2 separate regions of the Homo sapiens genome follow, and region 2 is linked to region 1. Evidence: chromatin loops called from intact Hi-C (ENCODE). Cell type or tissue: PC-3. All regions are shown on one strand. Each heading gives the region's core, and the rest is flanking DNA. Links, peaks and the distances in the headings are about the cores only.

The links. A loop is a pair of places that touch in the nucleus more often than their neighbours do. Peaks named below come from ENCODE experiments on the same cell type or tissue, not always from the same donor. Only the 100,000 strongest peaks of a DNase experiment are listed, where the experiment ranks them.
Region 2: a loop joins it to region 1, with 3 times the contacts of the local background. A loop is called at or near these places in 1 of 110 quality-filtered maps.

Annotation. Positions count from the first base shown.
Region 1 is chr3:104,594,858-104,599,267 of GRCh38, forward strand. No RefSeq gene overlaps it. Among named protein-coding and RNA genes, the nearest start is that of ALCAM, 770 kb to the right of the region's middle. In PC-3, for the core only: a CTCF peak has its summit at 1,888 (motif pointing right); DNase peaks (open chromatin) are centred at 1,374 and 1,904; H3K4me3 peaks cover 198 bases; H3K27ac peaks cover 883 bases.
Region 2 is chr3:104,434,514-104,438,923 of GRCh38, forward strand. The region is part of intron 1 of LOC105374020 (a long non-coding RNA gene); the gene reads right to left. Among named protein-coding and RNA genes, the nearest start is that of MIR548AB, 910 kb to the left of the region's middle. In PC-3, for the core only: no CTCF peak of the experiment used is centred there; DNase peaks (open chromatin) are centred at 2,788 and 3,588; H3K4me3 peaks cover 2,907 bases; H3K27ac peaks cover 2,154 bases.

The DNA.
Region 1 (4,410 bases), core at 72-4,071:
TTATTAACTTTTCAAATAATAGTATAATTAAATTTTAAAATTATGTAACTTAAATTATGATATCTAGTTACAGATATGTATTTGTATATACATAGGTAAATTTCACTTAGTAAACTTGTAATTTGTAAATGATCTCTGAAATCATGACTGTTATATTCTCTCCTATTAACTTCAGAGTTAAGAACCTTCACATTCTTGAAGTTACAGGCAAAGTAAAGAAAAGGTCCTACAGCGCTTGAGAAAGAATTACATTTTATTTGACTAAAATGAACCCTGTTAAATTATAAAGTGATTTTCTCCTTTCATGAGACTCTTTTGTAAGTTTTCATTTCAATTTTCAAAAGTGAGAACTATTATGCCCAATTATATCAAAAGAGTTTATAATTATTTTTAAATGCCTGAGTGTACATTAGTAAATAATGAAAGCATTTATAGCTCTCTTGCTTTTTAGTAAAGACATATATACATATATTCTTTCCTCCATATATATGTATGTGTGTATGTGTAGAAAATATTGTGATAATATAGATCATATATGTGTGTGTATATATGTCATACATATATACACACACATACATGGCAATCATATAGAACATGTCTTTATGACATGATCTATAAATCATACAGATCATATGTCTTTATGACCTATATACACATATATATGATCTATATGATTGCCATGTATGTATGTGTGTACATATGTCCATATATATGAAATATATATATATGAAATATTTTGATCTTTCATTTAAGTGGCTGGAAATAAATATTGAATGTCTATACTGAAAAAAATGATCTTAGGTTATATTGTTCTCAGAAAATGGGGCCCATTAGAAAAAAATATGAGAAATTAAATAAAACACTAACAAAAATAGATATTAGAAATTAAATAACACACTAACAGAAGGGTGAGCTGAAAAGGTCAGAAGCAGGGCAAAAAAGGGTAAATTATTGTCAAAGAGACATACAAGAGGAATAAGAAATAATAAGAGCATGAGAGGATCTAATATTAATTGATTTGAATTAAAGAACCCATCAGGACTCCTTTCATATGTTCTGGGGACCTAAGATCAAATCCATTTTTATTGAAGTATTTTCCCCTTTAATTCTTTTACTATCAAATAGGACCATCCCATTTAAACAAGTATCCTTTTTTATCTTTGGTCACTAGCTATTCACAATTTTCTTACCTAATATATAGGATCTTTAAGGTTTTTGACAGGGTGAAAGACATAAACAATACTCTTGATGCCAAAGTGTGAAATTATACCTAGTTCAATCTGTTTACTTTTGAATATTCACTTGTGAGCCCTGGACATACCAAGAGGCTGAGTATTCGCAGGCAAAATATAAGCAGAGGCCTCAGGGTCTGAATTAAAGATTGGGTCATTCTTTTTCTGTGTATATGGATGGGTGTGTGTGAGTGTTTGTATTGGTGTGATTTTCTGTGATTTGAGTTGCCATAGTGAGCACAGAGGGTTCACAGTGTTGTCACAGGGAAATAATTATAATACGTTGAAATGAGAAACAGGTAACATTTTTTTCTCATGATTTTTATTACTCTTGCTTAAAACATTTTTTTTTACCTGTGTTGGAATTGTTCCCAATATTGCTTTAGTATTGCTGGCATTAATTAGTAAAAACAAACTCTCACACAATTCTGTCTCTGTCATTGCTACCTTGCCTAGAACCACAAATTCTCTGGGTCATCAAAAAGAGAGGTTGTGATATTGCTAAAATGCCCTTCAAACTGTATACATCCTCTGAGGTGAGGTGTTATTAGCTCTTTTTGTCTTTAGGAAATTAAGAATTTTCTTAAAATTCTCAACTTTTATGTTGCTGTCCACCCCATGATGCCAGCTCACCTTCTTAAGCCAAAGCAATGTAATTCTTAGTCATCCAGCAGGTGGAGTTAGGTCGCCTAATCTCCACTAAATCGCAAAGAAAATGCTGAGAGGATGCTGATGTGTAACAGCCTGGCCTACACAGATAGAAATGCCTGTGTTTCTATACCAGGAAAGTTTAAATCATTCTGTTCCCTCTTTCTTGAACTGATTGAAAAATCTGTGATAGCTTGATCATTAGCCCTAAAATATTTATTTGAATGCTCTCCAAGTCAGCCCTATCTAATCTATCAGAGTAAAGAACAGAAAAAGAGGGGCATTTCTTGTTTCTGCTAATTCTTGAGCTCTTCTTTTTTTATGAGAATGCATTATGTGTCCGTTTAGAAAACAATGTTACCACATATCCATAAATCCAGGAACATATGAATGTAAATAGAGTCACACTAGCTCATAAGACAGAAACAAACCCGCACCTAGCATTCATCCCTGTCACTAATCAACACATATCTTCCACATGGGGCCCAAAGCATCTAGATTTTTACTACCAACGAACCCAAATGCTATTTATGTAGTGTGTGTTCTGAGGTGGAGTGGAAAGATGTGCACCCAGCTGGGGGTAAGATGCTTAAAGACAAAGAAGACAATGAAACTCACGTGCATTCTGGAGTAAACGCTATATAGGAGCCTGGTAAGAGTAATGAATTAACTTCTAACAAGAGCTTTTGAATAGAAACAGCATCTCCCAAATGTTTCTTAAGAAACTACCATAACTCCATGGTTTAAACACTTCTGATTTATTGCCTCTGCTCATCTTAAGGCTACTGTAGAGGACAATATGTAAAATATGCTCATGGGACCTAAGAAATTATCTGGTACAGGCCCAGGAAAACAAAAGAAGAAAGATTTAATTACAGAAGGTATATAATCTAAGTTTTATTGCCTCTAGCTGCTTCCTTAGCAGTGCTTTGTACATAATAATAGCTTATTCTATTTTTCCCACTGGGGAGGCAGAAAATAAAGTTAATATCATCCTTCTATCAGAAACATTAAGGCAAATTCATTCATTCTGAAATCTTATTCCTGGTGTATGTGAAGTTGGGGGTTAGATATGGAATACAGAGGAAATGAATATAGAGAAAGTAATTAATATTGCTTTATAATTTTTTCATATATATATTTCTATATACATAAAATATGTATAACATACTTGGCCAAAAACATTGTTCCAGCATCATTAATTCTTTAGAGGAAGGCATTTTATTTACATAGTGAGGAAGCCAGAATTCTCCTATATTGGTTGCACTAAGAGTTCATGTCCAGCACTAACATAAACTCAGGATATGGACAAACATGGCTGACGGGACCGTAAGAGTATCTAGGAGAAAGCTAAACTGCAACGACAACCTGAGTAATGTGAGTTTTCATCCAGGTCACCCATATAAGATCTAAAACCTAGAATATTTGGCCTAAGTTAGGGGAAGGAACAAAGTTCACATGACAATACTTTAAAAGATGTGACAGACAATTTGATTGTGTTCTTTTACATCTTAACCTTTATACAAAGGAGTTTTGTCATTATAGCAATTCAAAGAAAGAAAAACAACTAGAATGGACATAATTGAACAGAAATCGGAGAGGAGAGGTTTACTTATAGGTGAATAGTTTAAACAGAATTTAAACAGTTTATCAGTAAGTATTCTTGTCAGCAGACTGTTCTGAAACTTCTTGGCACAGATTTTTCCCTGTTCTCTTCCTGCTGCCTCCTATTAGATAGCTTCCTCTTCTTTATCCAGACAACTACTCCCTACAGCCTCTTTCTTTGCTTTGCTCATTGGATGGTGTGTATTTCTTCTAAAGAGATTACACTGGAGACTTGTTTCATTCACCTTCTAGGCACATGACATGACTTTCACCTTTAGCGAGCTTTCATAATGCTTTTAGCTGTGGAAAGTTACACAAACTAATTTATGTCTAAGGAAGCAAATAGATTAACTTAATGCCCTACAAAGGATATTATATGGCATTCAAAGGCATTCTTCAACAACATTAGGAAGACAATTTAAAAATGAATCTTCCCATTTCAGGGAAGGCTATGATTTTATTCAAATGAAATTTGGTACATTATCTATCCAATGGAGATCTCCAGGATTTGGAATTGCATACTGTAGTTAGTGTTAACCTTCATTTAATGACAATCAGCCAATGCAGAAAATGGGAAAATAGGGATGGCATTTTATGTGGCTTGATATTTTTGTGTTGGAAGACACTGTTTTCAATCAACAGGTGTGGTCTTCTAGGTCTGTTCTTACAAGAACTTCTGGCTGCTGTCCAGGTTACTCATAAGCTGCACCTGTCAGACACCAAAGTCTTCCATCTACCCCTCGAAGAGAAAAAGAGAGTGAGTAAGAGTGTTTTGACTCTTTCATTCTTTTATGAGTTTCAATTTAAAATGTTTATTTTATTCACACAGAGGCCCAGATTTCTTTCAGAGAACAAACTCATTACCAATGTCAGAACTCGCAAAACCTGCTGTTGGGTCTGAAACACACAAGTTTACCTATCAGCT
Region 2 (4,410 bases), core at 318-4,317, 160 kb before region 1:
ATTTTTTTAAAATCTGATTTCCATATTTGTGCCTAGTTCCTGGTTTCACTCTAGTGCCCAGGCTAGAGTGCGGTGTTGAGCTCATAGCTCACTGCAGCCTTAAGTTCCTGGGCTCAAGTGATCCTCCTGCCTCAGCTTCCCAAGTATGTAGCAACACAGGCACTCACCACTACAACTGGCTAATTTTATTTTATTTTTTGTAGAGATGTAGTCTTGCTATGTTGCCCAGGCTGGTCTTGAACTCCTGGCCTTAAGCAATCCTACCTTGGCCTCCCAAAGCATTGGGATTGCAGGTATGAACCACTTTGCTCAGATTACTTTAAGTAATTTTTTTTCTAACCATTTTACCTTTACCTCATAAATTTAGTAACATCAATACTATCAGATATATAAATATGTTTTAAAATGTGGAATTATTTTGCAGCAAAACAAGGGTCATTAAGTTAAAACAGTTAGTCCTTTTTAAAAAAGGTGGTGTTGAAAACAATTACTGTGATAACAAATTTCAAGGACTACAAACACCTGGATAATATGTGACTTTCAGCAACGCTGCTGCTTCTTGTTGGTCAATGAACAATCACTTAACGGAAGGTTATCGGCAGTAGAAAATGAAATCTGTATTATCTCGACTTATTTAGTGACATTTAAAAAATAAGCCAATACGAATAGAATCACAAAGAATTAATGGGGAAGAATTAGTGTTAGAGCTTTGAAATTTTAAGCAAATGTGACAGATGTATCTCTCTCTCTTTTTCTTTCTCTTTTTTTCTCTCTCTCTGTATCAGTCTGTTTGTGCAGCTATGGCAAAATACCTGAGAGTGAGCAACTTATAAACAATAGAAATTTATTTCTCACAGTTCTGGAGGCTGAGAAGTTCAAGATGAAGGCCCTGGCACGTTTAGTATCTGGTGAGAAATTAGTCCTTGCTTCCAGGATTGTGCCTTAGTGTTTCATCGAAAGGCAGAAATGCAAAAGGGCCTAAGCTAATGTATCCAGGCCTCCTATAAGACACTAATCTATTCGGAAGGACATTACTTTCATGACTTGATCATCTCCTGGCCCCACCTCTTAATGCCACTACAATGGGGATTAAATTTCAACATGAATTTTGGAGGGGACCCATTCAAACCACAGCATTCTCTTTTTCTCTCTGCTTGCCCTTGCTCTCATTATTTCTCTCTCTCTCTCTCTATATATATATATATGTATAAATGTGTATATATATGTATATGTATATGTATATATAACAACTTACCTAAGCTGAAGTAAAAAAAAAAATTCTCTATCAATGTCCTTTAGTTCTGAGTGGATAGTACCAAGTATCTAGTCCATTGAATTTAGTTTTGCTATTTATTCTATGATCACTTCTTTGCATGTTAATGTATATTTTGAATTCTAATATCAAAGTTATGCTTTCAGTGTATTTGAAAATTTATCTGTTTTCCATATTCGTGCCTAGTTCCTAGTTATAATATCTTTAGATTGAAGCATATTCATAGAAATTGCAATGAAAAACTTAGAGTACATTTTTGCTTGTTAATTTTTTTTATGATTGAATCATGGAGATTGCTACCATTATATTTGCTTGGTTGGTGGCATTTTAAGAGAATAATGAAATATTTCTGGACAAATAGTTTATAAGACAGAGACTGCATAGAAAACCCCTACCTGATTCCTGATATTTAAAGTCAGTACAGAGATTCTTAACTTTCTATGCATGGACAACTAAGATCAACATGGAAAGTTTCACTGTCAACAAACTCTTTGAAATTTGAAGTTCTTTTATTCTAAAGAGAAAATTTGTGTTACCACATTTTCAAAGACCTGTGCCAAAAAATATCTAAGAATCACTACTCTAGTCACATGTTCTATCCTATCTTTTGAATCAAGTAGCTTACCAGCACTTTTAAATAATTTTAAATTATTCTTGTTATAATAGAAAAGTCTAAGTATTGCAAAAGACTGCTAGAAATTTTGCAGAGACTCTGCTTGTGTTACTTTGTTTTACTCTCTAAGGTAAAAGCCTGTAATTGGGCCCAACTTACCAAGTTACATGTAACCTAAATTTTGGAGCAGATTTAATTCCCTGACATATACCAGGGTACAGATAAGTAGTGTCAAAGAGTATAAACCCAGATGGCTAAATCCAGAATCATATGAGGCTTTACAGCACAAGAAACTAAATCTGGAAGCTTATTTATGTATGAACTTAATTACAAATACAAGAAATATTTAACCTAAACCACAGAATTTGATGGAAGTGCATTAATATAGGCTATGAGGTGGTTATGTAACTGAGAAACTCAACTAACAAAAAGAAAAAGAAAAAAAAGGGTGAGGTAATGACAGATATTCATTCAGTAAGTCTTCGATAACAGAATTTTTAGAAAAAAAATCCTTATTCTATTGGCTTAATAGATTGCTTTGTCAGAAGAATTTAAATGGGAGGTGAAAGAGCTACTCTTAAAAAATAGTTAGATCATAATGTAATAGTAGGATATACAACACACGGAGGTGAAACTGGAAGGCAAGGTGGGCAGAAGAAACATTATAAATATGCCTAAGGAAAAGGAACTTAATGAAAATTGGTAGTGGCTCTCTGGCCAGCATAGAAAAAGTTATTTTTTAAAAAGGAAGAGCTCGAGAGAAAGTTATGAATTCTCATGGGGAAAAAAATATTCCCTTCACTTGTCAGGATTAGAAGGACTATTTGATGCAAAGCCACAAGTTGAGAGCTGGCTAAGAAGTCCGTGATGACTTCATAGCTCATAAATTCTCAGAAGGCAGCAACTATAGCAGATCAGAGTACAAGCATGAAGCAATAGGCGGGTGGTGAAGAGACAGCTGCTCTTCCAGAATGTAATAGGATTTTCAGCCCCTTTCTAAGATCCATTGCCTCCTATGTGGGAAAAAAAGGAAAAAGAAGGATGCACTGATAAAAAATTGTCCAGTGCCAGCCTTAAGGAGTCCGGAGTCCATTTACTTTCTGGAATACTGAACAGACAGGGATAGTTAAATTTGCATCAAAGGCAGCATATAACCAGAAGGTTCCATAGGTGAGTGAGAGGATTCAGCCTTGCAAAGGCTGTGACTGCCCAGGAAACTGCTGTATCTTTCTGTGAAGTACAGTTAGTGCTTATTTTGGGTGAAAACTGGTGTTTACAGTGAGAGAGAATATTCCTGATTCTATTACAGTTGTAATATTGCTAAGTGTAGAAGCAAGTAAGAATTTGACAGATAGACATGAACATAGAAAGCTGAGAGACAGGATTTTGAAATCATAGGGCAATATAACTTGTTTTACTTTCTACCATACACCTAAACTACAGTGAGATTTTCCTGAAAGCTTTTATCCTAGAGAAGTCAATCTTCTATTTTAACTTCAAATAAAGAGCTGTAACAGATTTACCAACTGGGATTTCAACTTTAACGTTGTTGACATTTTAGTCAAGATAACTCTTCACTATAGGGATTCTCCTGTGCATACTAGTAGCAGGCTCTCCCCTCATTGTAGAAATGTTCCCTGCAGGACAAAACTGCCTTGATGAGAAACCCTGCATTATGCAAATGGAATTTGGCAATGGCTGGAGGCATTTTTGGTTGTCACAGCTGGAGGTTGGAGGTATGCCACAAATATCTAGTGAATAGAAGAGATTCTGCTAACTGAACAAAGAATTATCCAGTTAAACATGTAAATATTGCTGAGATCCAGAAACCCTACTTTAGCATAATAAAAGTAAAATCCTCTTCATTGAGAGTAGATCTTTGTGAGCAAGCACCTTTCTAAAAAAATATATAAAACAAACAAGCATACTTTGTGAGGTTTAGCAGAGTAAAATACTAAAAAATCAAAATTGGATTCTAATATTATCACCACATCAAAAACAAACCCTGAGAATATCAAACATAAAAAAAATATAGAAGATAAAATTATATGAAATAATAGAATTTTGTGAGGTCTCGCCTTAATTAAACAAGACTCACACAAAACTTTTCAAAATGATGCAGAAGGAGAAGATATGATTAGATTTTTCAAGTGTAAAGAAACCAAGGTGGAATTACTATTAGCTTCCATCTTCTTAGTGAACAGCTATAGGAAGTGTGGAGGGAAAAAATTTGAAAATGCAAATTCTTTTAAATGCTTGAAGTGAAAGGGTACAGCTTCTTCCTCATCCATTTCAGTGGCTCTGGAGAATATCTCTGGCACACTGCTCAATGTTATCTAAAGACATTACAGAGATTGAGTTTCCGGAAATGAGTTTTAAAAGTTTGGCAGAAATATTTTGCACTAATTTTGTGAAAATGTATACTGGGTGTGTGACAGCAAGGGAGTTATGGGATTCAGCCAACAGAGGACCCAGAAAACTGATGCTGCTTAAAACATCCCCTCCTCCCCTAAAGAATGTTGAC